Linked DNA regions of Homo sapiens: region 2 is linked to region 1. The links are chromatin loops, found by intact Hi-C in ENCODE. Cell type or tissue: HCT116. All regions are shown on one strand. Links, peaks and the distances in the headings refer to the core of each region. The heading gives the core; the rest is flanking DNA.

Evidence for each region. A loop is a pair of places that touch in the nucleus more often than their neighbours do. Peaks named below come from ENCODE experiments on the same cell type or tissue, not always from the same donor. Only the 100,000 strongest peaks of a DNase experiment are listed, where the experiment ranks them.
Region 2: it touches region 1 in a loop (4-fold over the local background); 6 of 110 quality-filtered maps call a loop at or near these places.

What each region holds. Positions count from the first base shown.
Region 1 is chr1:198,753,042-198,761,675 of GRCh38, reverse strand. PTPRC (protein tyrosine phosphatase receptor type C) reads right to left here. Exons shown (of 33, transcript NM_002838.5): 32 at 7,272-7,407; 33 at 4,200-5,770. The coding sequence ends at 5,495. Among named protein-coding and RNA genes, the nearest start is that of PTPRC-AS1, 90 kb to the right of the region's middle. In HCT116, for the core only: no CTCF peak of the experiment used is centred there; a DNase peak (open chromatin) is centred at 5,019.
Region 2 is chr1:200,506,544-200,513,698 of GRCh38, reverse strand. No RefSeq gene overlaps it. Among named protein-coding and RNA genes, the nearest start is that of ZNF281, 100 kb to the right of the region's middle. RefSeq lists a silencer at 3,299-3,348. In HCT116, for the core only: a CTCF peak has its summit at 3,371 (motif pointing right); a DNase peak (open chromatin) is centred at 3,388.

The sequences.
Region 1 (8,634 bases), core at 2,791-6,790:
AGTTTTTATAGTTTTGAGTTTTACATTTAAGTCTTTAATCCATCTCAAGTCAATTTTTGTATATGGTATAAGGAAAGAGTCCAGTTTTAATCTTCTGCATATGGCTAGCCAGTTATCCCAGCACCATTTATTGAAAAGGGAACCTTTTTCCCATTGTTGTTTTTTGTCAGATTTGTTGAAGATCAGACAGTTGTAGCTGTGCAATCTTATTTATGGGTTCTCTATTCCGTTCAATTGGTCTATGTGTCTGTTTTTGTATCTGTACCATGCTGTTTTGGTTACTGTGGCCCTGTGGCATAGTTCGAAGTGGTGTAGCATGATGCCTACAAGTGTGTTCTTTTTGCTTAGGATTGCCTTGGCTATTCAGGCTTTTTTTTTTTTTTGGTTTTCTGTGAATTTTAGAATGGCTTTTTTGTTTGTTTGTTTGTTTGTTTGTTTTTTAGTTATGTGAAGAATATCAATGGTAGTTTAATAAGGAATAGCACTGAATCTATAAATTGCTTTGGGCAGTATGGCCATTTTAACAATATTGCTTCTTCCTGTCCAAGAGCATGGACTGTTTTTCCATTTATTTATGTCATCTCTGATTTCTTTGAGCAGTGATTTGTACTAAAACAACTAGAGAACCAAGAGCAAACAAATCCCAAAGCTAGCAGAAGACAAGAAATAACCAAAATCAGAGCTGAACTGAAGGATATTGAAACACATGAAAAAATTCAAAAGATCAATGAATTCAGGAGCTGGATTTTTGAAAAAAAAATTAATAAAATAGGCTACTAGCTAGACTAATAAAGAAGAAAAGAGAGAAGATTCAAATAAACACGGTCAGAAACGATAAGGGGGATATTACCATTGACCCCACAGAAATACAAATAACTATTACAGAATATTATAAACACCCCTATGCACATTAACTAGAAAATTTAAAAGAAATCGATAAATTCCTGGACACATACACCCTCCCAAGACTGAAGCAGGAAGAAAATGAATCCCTGAACAAAACAATAATAAATTCTGAAATTGAGGCAGTAATAAAAGCCTACCACCACCACCAACAATAAAAAAAGCCCAGGACCCAGTGGATTCACAGCTGAATTCTACCATATGTACAAAGAATAGCTGGTACCATTCCTATTGAAACTATTCCAAAAAAAAACTGAAAAGGTGGAACTCCTTTTTAACTCATTCAGTGAGGCCAGCATCATCTTGATACCAAAACCTGACGGAGATACAACAAAAAAAGAAAACATCAGGCCAATATCCTTGACAAATGTTGATGCAAAAATTCTCAACAAAATACTAGCAAACCAAATCCAGCAGTACATCAAAAAGCTTATCCACCATGATCAAGTAGACTTTATCCCTGGGATGCAAGGTTGGTTCAACAAACACAAATCAATAAATGTGATTCATCACAGAAACAGAACTAAAGACAAAAACTACATGATTATCTCAATAGCTGCAGAAAAGATTTTTGATCAAATTCAACATCCATTCATGTTGAAATCTCTTGATAATCTAGGTATTGAAGAAACATACCTCAAAATAATGAGCGCCACATATGATAAACCCACAGCTACCATCATACTAAATGAGTAAAAGCTGGAAGTATTCCCATTGAAAACCGCCACAAGACAAGGATGCCCTCTCTCGCCACTACTGTCCAACATAGTATTGGAAGTTCTGGCCAGGGCAATCAGGCAAGAGAAAGAAAGCAAGGGCATGCAAATAGGAAGAGAGGAAGTCAAACTATTCCTGCTTGTAGCCGTCATGATCCTGTATCTAGAAAATCCTATAGTCTCAGCCCAAAAGCTTCTCAGGATAATGAATAACTTTAGCAAAGTCTCAGGATACAAAATCAATGTGCAAAAATCACTAGCATTGCTATAACCAACAATAGCCAAGCTGAGAGGCAAACTCCCATTCACAATTGCCACAAAAATAATAAAATGCTTAGGAATACAGCTAACTAGAGAGGTGAAGTCTCTCTCTGCAAGGAGAACTACAAATGTTCTTTTAAGTGAAGTAGATATAGTTGATTCTTTCATGTTAAAGCTGCGAGATTAAAAAAAATAGGATGCCAAGTTAAATTTAAATTTCTAATAAACAAGAAACAATTTTTGGTGCAAATATGTCCCAAATACTGCATGAGACATACTTGCACTAAAAAACTATTCTTGTTTCATTTAAAATTCGAATGTAACCCAATGCCTTGTATTTTATCTGACAATCAAATTTCATGTCATTTTGAAGAAAGTAATCATGGATAGTTTGAATAAAGAAGAAGAGTTTTCTTTACGGGATCTTAGCAAAAAACAAGAATTCATTTGTTGTAAGTTATCAAAAGCTTTTAATTGTCCTACAAATATAATTAAAATTTAGGAATCACTTTTGATTTGGGCAAAGAATAAAATGTAAAGAGAAATGTAAAGAGGTTTACAAAAGAATGAATACAAATAAAATGGACCCTTAGAAGAATAAATATTTTCACTTAAAACAGGACATAAAAAAGCCTAATTTTGAATGTCTTTGAAGAACCTTCAGATCATTCCAGATGTAAAATTTGTGTAGGAGATTGAAAGCATAGCCTTTTCTACTCATTTTAACAGATATTCATTTCCTTTGAAGTGATATATTTTAAGGTCTTCATATCAAGAAACATGCTGCAATTAGCTAGGAGCAAATAGCATTCACTTATTCAGATCTAATATGGTGTTATGAAATCATCTTATAACCAATATCTGGTATAAATCTAAAATTAAGATCAGTCCTAGTTAGTTGTAAAAATAAATTTTATGTTTAATATTTTAGAGGGAAAAAAACAGGAAAATTTCTCTGTACAAATATAAGAATTCTGAGGGGAAGCTTAACGCATTTAAAATTATCTTTGCAAAGACAGATGTTCAGCTAATCACTTTACACAGTTTTCCTCTTGCAAGAAAATATTAAAATATATATATCTCTTAAATGAAAATATTTATTTGTCACTTATGTACACAATTAATAGCTTGGGACCTGAAGTTTAGGCTTACTAAATGTATCTTTTATTCCCATTGAATTCTAATACCAGGAATAAAGCAAACAACTTTAAAAGAAACCTAGAAGTTTCTTTTTGCCCAATAAATGTAATGTTCTGGATTCATAACATTATCCCTACAGTGTACCAGGCTTTTGTAAGTCAAAACTTTTTGCTTAATATTTCTGACTGGATCCTAGAATTAATAATGGCAGTGCCAAACTTTAGCAAATAAATCTTTTATACCTTGTAACAGATCCCCATTAATGCAACCCATGGCCATAGACATAGACCTATAATTCACATATTATTTCTTTCTACAGGTAAAAATCATAGACATATAATTCCATGTTCTAGTGCCATGGGTCTCACCTTCGGTTTAGTATATGTTCTCACAAAGTAGTGGGCTTTCTGAGCCACTATTTCATCTCTTTCTTTACAACAAATTCCCATATGTAGAAAAAAAGTCTCAAGCTTGATTCTTAAACTAATAGAAATTATTATTGCTCTATTTTCTAAGTAGTTTTTAATCTTTCAAAAGATAGTGTCAGGTGGAAAACACATTTAAAACACACAACTACATTTGGAAGATGTTACTTGCAATTGAAACTTCTGAAGAAAAACTTTGCTTGTAGATTATTTAGACTTTCTGCTATTTGTATTTTGAAGCAATTAACAGATAAAGTAGGCATACATCATAATGTTCTATTGAACATGAGAACTGCAAATTTTAACTACATTATCTAGAAAATGGCAACTGATCAAGTTTCAATAAAAGAAAAGAATGCATAATAGTTTGAGTGACTGAAGAGGTAAGTGAAAGCAAACTTTATTTTTTGTGCCCATAATTGGTGATTCTAATCCCCTTTTCTCATTAATAAGTAAAGATGTAATAAGTAACCTTAATATAAATTAGAAACTGTGGCTTCATTGTAAAATTTACTTCTTTTCATCTGTTAAATAAGCACAAGGATCTATATACTACTATAAGGGTTAATTGTTAATTTTATATGTTACAATAGTGAAATAATTAGAAGTAGGGACACAAAATAAATGTGAGTTGAATGGACAATAATCGGTGCTGTATAGTTAAGACATATAAAATCAGACAAAAGAGTAAAGATATAGAAAACCAAACCAATCTAAAGGTTGTGTTTGACCTTCATGATAAGCTATTACAGAATTCACCAAAACGAGTTTTTATTACTTCATGAAAAATACCACTATTCTTGATTTTTTTTTTCTAGATCTTAAACAATTATTAGACTATTGGATAATTGGGGCCTGTAAAAGTGTCCTGCAAATGTTAATAAATGCATTAAACATATTTCAATAGGTGCATACACATTTCATATTTGAACATATAACACAATGTATTATAAACAAGAAAAAAATAATGGTTGAATTTTATTATGATTAGCGACATCCATTCCTGGTAAAAACATTCTAAGCATTGGAGAAATTCAAAGTAAATGCTTTAATGAAAGTTATGAATGGGATTTAACATGGGAACTATGCATATGCAATATCATATTTTTCATATCAATGAAAAATTCCATAAAAATAGCTATATTAAATTTCATATGTAAATATTTAACAAATATGTTTGTATTCTTCTATTTTTATACAATGAATATTAATACATATTGCATTTATTTATTTTAATGACATTTATTTAAGTTCAATTGTACAAAACCTAATTTGTTGTCAAAAGTATCAAGCAATAAATTTTAAATATTGTACAGGGAATAATCGAGCATGCAAAATTGAAAACCCCATGTAAAGACAGCATGATAAGCTCACTGGAAATTTTTTAATTAAATAAGCTTAAAAAGACATTGGACTAAATGCTAATATATGGAATATAAGATTTCCCAATGTTAATTTAGTTAACAACTTTTTTGTAGTAGCATACACACACATACCACCTTTATGTACTATCTCTAGAAGTAAAATAGTAAACTATATAAGATAGATATATATGAGTAGAACAAGGAGGACATCTTGAGGTCATTTCAGAAATGTACATGATTTTATTGAGTCTGCACACAGTTTATGATTTTTAAAAACAGATCCTTCAAGCTAAGTTAACACTTCTAATATAAAATGTATTTTTTCTTCATAAAAACAAAGGAAAAGCAAAAGCTTTTAGATTCACTTGAAAGAATTCTCTCTCTTTCTCTGTCTCTCACACAAACACACACCCATACACACATACATATACACACATAACGATTACAAAGAAGTTGTTTTTTACTGAATAAGAGATAAAATTTTAAAATAAGCATACGTCTGTACAAACTGTTCTGGCAAAACTATCTTAAATATTTTTCCACAGTAGTAAAATATAACCCTTCTACAAATATTGGTTCGCTGCATTTAATTAATCCACTGTATACCTATTTTCACTTCCTACTTCTACAAAAATAGAAATAACAGCTAACAGGAGGTTTGGAGTTTCCTCATTTATGTCTTTTCCTATGAACCTTGATTTAAAGCTGGACTTGCAGGACCATTGACAGAATGTTCTGGCCCCTCAGTGCCACTCGTGGGTTCAGAACCTTCAGCCTGTTCCTTTGCTTCAGGGAGCTTTTCTGGGGCACCAAGTGGATTAACACAATTAGCATCCTGCTTTACTTTGTCCACTTCATTATCAAATTCAATTTTATCTTCTTGATGGTTGTTTTTCTTTACTTGTCCATTCTGAGCAGGGTAGGTGCTGGCAATGACGTCATATAGGAATTGATATTGCTCCTAGTAAAGGAATTAAGTGGGAAATTACATGAAGAAAGTTGATGTCATTATTTTTATGCCAGATGAAGATTAGCAAGAACTAATGATTTATTTGTGGAAGTATTGGATGACAGAAAAGTACTTTTTGATATGTTCTCATAAAAACATCTAAATAATTTAGTTTCTTTATGGTGCTAAAGGGTTGACTGCAGGATACTTTTTGAACTTTACCTTGGAGCAACCCCAAACCAGTGTTCACTCCGCTCATGGGCCATTTCCATGCCTTTGCTCATGATGCCACGTTTTGTACTTATCCTCCTGTCTAATGCCTACACATTATTTAAGAATCAGGGCAGGAATCACTGCTTCGAGAAGCGTTTCTTGATTCCTAAAGTTTAAATTAAATGCCCTCATTCATGTTCTTCTTATAATTTTTCTGTCATTTTACTCACTACATTGATTAGTAAATACCTGGCTTTCCCTCATACCAATTAGCTCTTTATAGCAAGAGCACATAGCAAGCATTTGATACATTTTTAAGTACCAAGATATGAAATCTCAATATCATACATGATTAAAAGCTTTATATATTTTAGTGAGTAATTAAGTTTACACTGTGAATAAGGATTAATTCCCAGATGACCATCTACAGTTACTACCACATAGAGGGTATACACGATAGATCGATTACAAGAATATAAAACTTATTTTCCTTCCTGTATCCACATTTCTTTGCAATGTGAATTTGCAGGCCCTCTCAAGAAGTGGAGTCTATTTCCCTACCCCTTGAATCTGGGCAGGCTTTATGACTTATTTATTTGGCTAATAACATACAGAAGAAGACATGTGTGTCACTTTTAAGCCTGGGCCTCAAGTGGTCTCACACAAGTCTTCTTTCCCTTGTGGAACTTGCTGCTTTAATGTGAATAGGCCTGGGCTAGTCTTCTGGATGAGGAGGGACATGTGGCCCACTCACTGTTGTTGCCATAGCTAAATGGCAGCCACATGCCAGCCTACTGGCAGTGTAGGTCACTTTAGACCAGCCAAACTGTAGGGCACACATCAGCTGAAGGCAGACACATGAGTCAGCCTGGTCTCTATTGCCTGAGCCTGAGGGCACCAGCAGAACATTCCAGCATATCATTAGACTACTGAACCATAATAAATGTTATTTGTTTAGGCTCCCAAATTTGGGGGTGGTTTGTTACACAACACAAATCGATACAGGAGTGAAGGAAAGAAAATTAAGAAATTCATGAGCATTTAGGGAAAGGCTCTTCATGAACTGTCACAACAAAGTGCTAGTAAACTTTAGGCTCTTATTTAGACTTATAATAATTTAATGTGAATTATCATGTAAAAGTAGAAAAGCTAAAAGAATAGGAAAGAAAATAGAGAAGAGAAAAGGAAAGGGGAAAAAAGAACAAACGAGAGGAAAGGAGAGGAGAAAAGAAAAAAGGAAACCGTCAAAAAGAAAAAAAAAATTCCGAGCATGTTAAAAGCAATGGTGAAGGATACTTACGAATGTGGAAACCATGCCTGGCCTAGCTTTGCGTAGAGCTTTTACCACTTGAAAAATATCCACTACCTCTTCTGTTTCCGCACTTTCTAAGAGATTTAACAAAGCACAAAATATTCCCGTTTGCTGAGATCCATCCCTATAAAAGAAAGAAAAGATAGAAAATAATCCTACTTCTCACCAAAAAGGGTGATATTAGAATAAAAACAGGAAGAGAGAGAATATATTTTTTGCTTCATGTTTATCATAATTATCTTATTCCAACCTCTTTCAAGAACCAAATTATTTACGCTAAATGCATTTTTAGGCAAATTTTTCAATTTAAGAGTGTGATAATCCTGGAATTGAAAACTTATTTGTCTTCGACTTTACAAATATATTTTCTTTTATTTAGTATTTTATGGATTTTAATGCATTTTTATTTACATCTGAAGTTGTTGAAACCAATATCAGAATGCCAGTATGATAGATAAGGAAACCAAGATTTGGAGAAGAGAAAGCTGATGTAATCAGAAATATTAGACCTAATATTTTGTAAATTACTAGAACACATGCTCTTCTTCACTCTTCTGCCTCTCTACCACGTTTCACAAATGTTTTCACTTCTGCATCAGTAGAAAAGTAATACCTAGTAGAATTATTCACTAAAAAGAGGGCAATCAAATAGTTTACCAAACAATGAGAAGTATAAAGCATTATCATAAAGATTCAATTTAAACAATATGTTATCAGCAGGACACTTTAGTTATTGTACATAAATCATATTCTAAGAAACATATATAGTTTTACAGTGTAAACTTCCCTTCCTCAGCTTTCTTTCCACATAAATGCTGAAAATTCATATATTTCTTAAGGCTTGATTCTAGTATATGCAATTCCAATAATAACAATTAGACTTTTTCAAAAATTCCAAAAGTTTTTCACTAGATAAACATTTCTCATTTTACTTTACTATTTTTCGTTTCTCATTTACTTCAATATTCTTTTTCATGTAAACTTTTATATTATATATCTTTCTTTCAATTATATTGCTTATTTAAGGTGAATATGTAAGCACCTATCACAGATGAAGAAACTAATAAAATCTAGTAGTATTATTGATATTACCACAATCTTTGCCTTTGGTTCAGTTTAGAAAATTAAATAATGAGTTTCAAATCAAAATTGCTAAGCTTTGTGATTTCAGTTAATATTTAACTTAAAATATGTTTAATAAACTTTGTGTTCATTAAACATATTAGGTGTCTTTGTGACACCTAATAGAGTAGATCAATGTATATGGGTATATGTGTAAGGTGATACCCATCTACCTATCTGTTCACACACCCTTCCATTCATTAATTCATTCACACAAATGACATTCCTG
Region 2 (7,155 bases), core at 877-4,876, 1.8 Mb before region 1:
GCCCATGATGGAGTGCAATGACATGATCTTGGCTCACTGCAACCTCTGCCTCCTGGGTTCAAGCGATTCTCCTGCCTCAGCCTCCCGAGTAGCTGGGATTACAGGCATGCTCAACCACGCCTGGCTAATTTTATATTTTTAGTAGAGACGGGGTTTCTTCATGTTGGTCAGGCTGGTCTCTAACTCATGACCTCAGGTGATCTGCCTGCCTCAGCCTCCCAAAGTGCTGGGATTACAGGCATGAGCCACCTCGTCCAGCAACCACTTATATTTTTTCTTTTATGAACTCCTGGGCTCAGGTGATCCTCCCACCTCAGCCTCCTAAAATGCTGAGATCACAGGCATGAGCCACCGGGCTCATCCCACATTAAATTCTTTAATGTATTTGGGGCTTGTTTTGCTGCGTGATGAGTTCTAAAAAGGATTTTTCCCCAAGTAATTAACCATTTGTAAAAACTGTATTTATTTCACACTCTATCCTTTCCTCGTTGATTTGTGATTTTAAAAATACCATACCATACCATATCCTAATAGCTTAAATATTTTAGGGTCCGTTTTAGAACCATCTTTTGTACTTCATTGATCTATTGACTTATTCTCGTGTCACTACCACATTGTTTCAGTGAATGTGCCTTTCAATTTGCTTTAATATCCGGTAAGGCAGATCCTTCCTTACCGTTCTTCTCTGTCAGAATTTTCTAACTATTCTCAACTGTCTATTATTTCAGATATATGCTAAAATGATTTTGTCAAATTTAAAAAATTTTGAATTTTATAAGCCTATGCACCAATTGAAATAAAGCGTTCTCCCATGAATGTGCCTGCCTCTTTTCTCAGGTGTCTTGCTAATTCTAATCCAACAGGAGAAAGCCTCTTAAAAGTCCCCGGCAGACGACAGAAAGGAAAATTAGAGGCAGATAATAGCTCTCTTGGGTGACTAGTATTGAACATTATGTATTTCCTTGTCAGAACAATTAGCAAGGAAAAAAAATTAGTAGATGCCTTAAAACCTACTAGAAAGTTAAGTGGGCAATTGCAGAAGTAGAATTATATGCACATGTATGTAAAAAAAGTCAAAATGGCTTTAATTGTAAATAGATTGTACACATTCAAGAGAATGGCCACAACTGTGTTTCCTTCATAATTTGGAATGCTCTCTGTGCAGGTAGTAAAGAGCTTGTGTCAGTATAAACCCAGCTGCACTGTGTTTTGTGCCCTACACCCCTTCATTCTGTGGGTTGATGTGTGACCAACAGAGTTAAGCATGATTCGCTTAGCTGAGTCAGGATCAGATGCTAGGGATCTTAAAAATAGATGTGTTGGAGAGCAGACTTAGCTTTATTTCATGAAACATGGAGTCTCACAGGCTGCATACTAAACCCTGACGGAAACTTTAGCATTTTAAGCCGACTGAGCAAAAATTCTTTCTCCTTTGGTCTAACTCAGCTTCAGTGGAAATCTAAGAAAAAGAAAGAGGGAGAGAAGTTCCCTGATTTTATAAAGACTGTCCAGTGATTGTGTGAGCTACTTATAAAAGTAAATCTAAAGATCTTTATTCACTTGCACAGGGTTTAAGTTAAAGTAGTAACAATGTTGGATATCTTTCTGGTATAGAGAAGGCAATATTCACAATTTCTTTTTTCTTTTCTTTTCTTTTTTTTTTTTTTTGAGACAGAGTCTCGCACTCTTGCCCAGGCTGTAGTGCAGTGGCACGATTTCGGCTCACTGCAAGCTCTGCCTCCCGGATTCTCGCCATTCTCCTGCCTCAGCCTCCCGAGTAGCTGGGACTACAGGCGCCCACCCCCACGCCCAGATAATTTTTTGTATTTTTAATAGAGATGGGGTTTCACCATGTTAGCCAGGACGGTCTCGATCTCCTGACCTTGTGATCCGCCCACCTTGGCCTCCCAAAGTGCTGGGATTATAGGCGTGAGCCACTGCGCCCGGCCAATATTCACAATTTCAAAAGGACTATCTGGGAGTTTTAGTAGTCTGGGCAAGCTGATTGCTCTAACAAACAACCCTTACACTGAGCAGCTTAACACAATAAAACTTTATTTCTCACTCATGTCACATTTTAATGTGGGTCAATGGGGCACTCTACTCCATGCAGTCATGCAGGGATCCAACTCTACCTTGTGGCTCCACCCTCCTTTAGGTTCTTGGATCTTCTCCTTCCAGCCAGCAGATGGGAAAAGAAAAGGAGCATCCCATGTAGAATGTTTTAATAGGCCAGGTCTGGACGTAATGTTTCCAATGGGTAGAATTTAGTCCCTTGTCCACACCTAACCTCAAAGGAGACTGGAAAATGCAGTCTAGCAGTGTGCCCAGGAAGAAGTGAGGAGCACAGATGTTGGTGATTACTAGTGGTTTCTGCCATAGGACTCATTTCTTTCTTTCTTTTTCTTTTTCTTTTTTTTTTTTTGAGATGGAGTTTCACTCTTGTCACCCAGGCTGGAGTGCAATGGCACGGTCTTGGCGCACTGCAACCTCCACTTCTCGAGTTCAAGTGATTCTCCTGCCTTAGCCTCCTGAGTAGCTGGGATTACAGGCACCTGCCACCACACCTGGCTAATTTTTGTATTTTCAGTAGAGACAGTGTTTTACCATGTTGGCCAGGCTAGTCTTGAAATCCTGACCTCAAGTCATTCTCCCGCCTCAGCCTCCCAAAGTGCTGGGATTACAGGCGTGAGCCACCGTGCCTGGGCAGGACTCATTCATTTCTTCATGCACTCATTCATTCATAAATACTTACTGAACAGTCATTATGTGCCAGATACTAGCTAAGAAGATAGGACTTCAGAGTATCTGCCTTCAGGAAAATACAGTCTTGGTCTTGAATCCTCACCTACTAGCTGTGTAAGTTTCATCTGTTTGAGCTGCTAGGTAGGGATGAATGGAGCTTGCAGTGCCATTGTGAGGGCTGCATGAAATAATATATATGAAGCCCCTATCATGTTTACATACATGTAAATGACCTATTCTGCATTGATCATATGTTTTCAATATTATTTGCTATTACTGTTAAGACACAGAATTCACACAATGCTTGCTTTCCCCTCAAATCTCAAAATAGTAGATTTGTGCTATCACTTTCACTGTTTACAAATTAGCCGGGTTTTCCTTCTATCCAAACACCATTTTTCCAAATACAAAAAATACTTAATTCTTCAACCCAAGTAGTTTATGGTTTTTATTATAGCCCATTTGTGCCCTTCATATTGAGAAAAGAAAAACATTCATTTGAAAGCCTAGAAGCTATTGGCAGTATAATCAGTGGGAGTACCAGCGAAAGGAATCGCATAGGTTTGCACAATAAAACCTCGAGTTTGAGGGACAAAGAGGTCTAGCCATCCACTGTTGTGTTCACATTGGCCACTAGATGGCAGTGTCTCACAGGAATATGATGACCCACTCTGGGGCACTAATGGGTATTTGCTCTTGGACTTCAAGTCTTAACTTCAAAACAAACTAAAGAGAGATGAAAGAAGCAGCATAAAAATATTAATTTTTTTGTTCTTAAACTTGTGAAAAGAAATATCTCTAAACACTCTCAAAATGTTCTCTTGTGACATTTTATATCCATTTTTATACCTTGAGGCCAATAGAAATAATGCAGTTATTAAAGTTTATGAACACTGACTGTGTGTGCACGAGGCTCTTGGAGTTTTCTGAGTCAGTTTCTGAGTGCCCTTTGAGCTTGATTTCTATTCTTGGTTTTCCATGCACATTTGGGAGCTGGTCTTGATTGAAGCTGCTGATAAAATTCTCATTTTTTTCCTGGTTAAAAAAAAAAAAAGGCTGGGCGCGGTGGCTCACGCCTGTAATCCCAGCACTTTGGGAGGCTGAGGCAGGCGGCTCACGAGGTGAGGACTTTGAGACCAGCCTGGCCAACATAGTGAAACCCCGTCTCTATTAAAAATACAAAAAAAAAAAAAAAAAAAAAAAAATAGGTGGGCGTGGTGGCGGGTGCCTGCAATCCTAGCTACTTGGAAGGCTGAGGCAGGAGAATCACTTGAACCCGGGACGCAGAGGTTGCAATGAGCCGAGATCGCGCCACTGCACACCAGCCTGGGCGACAGTGTAAGACTGTCTAAAACAAACAAACAAAAGAAAACGAAACACAAAAACGCCAGGCATGGTGGCTCACGCCTGTAATCCCAGCAATTTAGGAGGCCATAGTGGGCGGATGGCTTGAGGCCAGGACTTCGAGACAAACCAGGCCAACATGGTGAAAACCTGTCTCTACTAAAAATGCAAAAATTAGCCGGGCGTCATGGCGGGCGCCTGTAGTCCCAGCTACTTGGGAGCCTGAGGCAGAATTGCTTGAACCCAGAGGGCAGAGGTTGCAGTGAGCTGAGATCGTGCCACTGCACTCCAGCCTGAGCGACAGAGCGAGACTCCGTCTCAAAAAAAAAAAAAAAAAAAAGAATGAGACATTCACTCATTCACTCAGAGACATCCAGAGATACTGAAAGCTAATGGGAGAATTTCTAGCAGTGTTTATCCTTGAAGTGCTCATAAGACTGTCCAGCCTAGAATGGAAGTTAGGTAATGTTTTGTTTGTTGCTTAGTTTTAATTCATAGCTATGTGTTTTCTTTTTCAGAGAACCAAATACTGAGTGGCAATTCATTAGACGTGGTTGGAGATGATGCCTTAAAAGAGAGCTTTATTAATAATAATAATCACAGAAGTTATTGTTTACTGAGATATCACTATATGTCAGGCACTGTTCTAAAGGCTTTGCATATATTATGTCATCTAATCCTCACTCCAGCCAGGTATGAAAAATACTATTGTTATTGTTACTTTACAAGCAAGGAAACCGAGAGAGAGAGAGGTTAAGCAACGTGTTCAAGGTCACAGGGCTAGTAAACAGTAGATTCAAAATTTGAGCATGGGTTTATCTGGCTCCAAAGCCAATTTTAAAAACCGAAGCCCTTGTTTTTCTTTTTTAATATGTCATATTTCTTTTCTTTTCTTTTTTTGAGACGGAGTCTCTCTCTCTTGCCAGGCTGGAGTGTAGTGGTGCAATCTCGGCTCATTGCAACCTCCACCTCCCGGGTTCAAGCGATTTCTCTGCCTCAGTCTCCCAAGTAGCTGGGACTACGGGCGCCCGCCACCACGCCTGGCTAATTTTTTGTGTTATATTAGAGACGGGGTTTCACCATGTTGGCCAGGATGGTCTCGATCTCCTGACCTCGTGATCTGCCCGCCTCGGCCTCCCAAAGTGCTGGGATTACAGGCATGAGCCACTGCGGGCAGCTGTCATGTTTGTTTTCTTATTGGATTGTCTCCCTGCCTAGACTGTGAACTCCACCAGGGCAGTGATGATGTATCTATTTTGTTCATCATTTCCAGATGTGTCAGATACCCAGCAGGTATCAAGAATGATTTGTCAAAGGAAGAAATGTATAGTGATCATGTTTTCAGGATAAAAATAGTCATGTGTTTCTAGAAGATGGTTTTTATTGATTTGTTCATTTACTTATATGAAGTCCTGTAAAAGTTTGAGTGTGGTGGCTCACGCCTGTAGTCCCAGCACTTTGGGAGGCCAAGGCAGGCAGATCACTTGAGCCCAGGAGTTTGAGAGCAGCCTGGGCAACATAGCAAGACCCTGTCTCTATGAAAATAAAATAAAATAAAATAAAATAAAATAAAAAAGTCATGTAAAGATAAAATATTTCATCGCATTTAAAAATAACCCTTAAGAAATCAACATAATCAAGACAATTTAAATTGCTGAAATCAGCAATGTTGGGAAGACAGGATTGCTGCCCGAAAAGAGCTGCAGTAGACTGAGAAGTCAGCACACAGCAGCATGAAGATGGACAGCCTGGGCCAGGCACTGTAGCTCACGCCTGTAATCCCAGCACTTTGGGAGGCCGAGTTGGGCAGATCACCTGAGGTCGGGAGTTCGAGACCAGCCTGACCAACATGGAGAAACCCTGTCTCTACTAAAAATACAAAATTAGCCAGGCATGGTGGCGCATGCCTGTAATCCCAGCTACTCGGGAGGCTGAGGCAGGAGAATTGCTTGAACCTGGGAGGCGGATGTTGTGGTGAGCCAAGATTACGCTGTTGCACTCCAACAGGAGTGAAACTCTGTCTCAGAAAAAAAAAAAAAAAAAAAAAAAAAAAAAAAGGGCAGCCTGGGGTGAGGATCTGGTAGGTGAAACCAAAACCCTGCTCTGAGAGTTCAGAGAGGAGAGTGGACCTTTGGGCATGGTGATGCATCCCTGCAGTCCCAGCTACTCTGGAGACGGAGGTGGGAGGATCACTTGAGCCCAGGAGTTCAAGACTGCAGTGAGCTATGACTATACTACTGCATAGTCATATGCAATATGACTTCCTTCCTTTCTTCCTTCCACTCCAGCCTGACAGAGTAAGATCCTGTCTCTAAAAAAAATAAAATAAAATAAAAAAGAGAGAGAGAGTGGGTTTTGAGGAGGGAGTGTGTGAAGGAAAGCCTCAGAGTGGTGCAGGAGGGCAGGTTGCTATAGGTGGCCTAGAATGGGTACAGTTTACTAAGTCAGCAAGAAGGGTGTTGGGTCACTCATGCTCCTTCCACCCCCAATGCCCCATCTGCTGCTTTGTCTCAAGTAGAAATAAGTATGACAGAGCTTGCAGCACCTACCTTCTCTTGCAAGTTCCCAGTTTAAACTTGTGCACTAAATCTCACCTTTAATGAGAAGCAGCTTTTGGTGTCTCAGCAATAGTTCTGGAGCCTCCTCCTACCGCTGTCAGGTTTGGGGGTTTTATTTTTGTGTGTGTAATTGGAAAATTCCCCTGTGAGACTGGAAAAAGGCATCAATGTCGCTACAAAAATGGTCTCCGGATCCAACCTATGGGATTGGGCAAGCTTCTGAAAGTGAAGCCCATCAGAGAGGTGAGGGTCAGGTGGGTAATTTCACTCGTCGCTCTGGTCAGACATTGGTCTTTGTTCTGTACAATTAGGAGATGACAACAGCCTGGGGACGATGAGGCTGCAGCGAGCAACACAACACATAAAACACATTTACGACACCTCCCGTGGCAGAGCTGGGTGGCGGCTGGCGGCATCCAGGCAACAGGAGCAGTTTTGTGCTGTGCCTGAGAGCCGCCATTGCAAACTCCCAAAAGGATATTGGTGTCGCTAAAACGAGCTCCTTGTG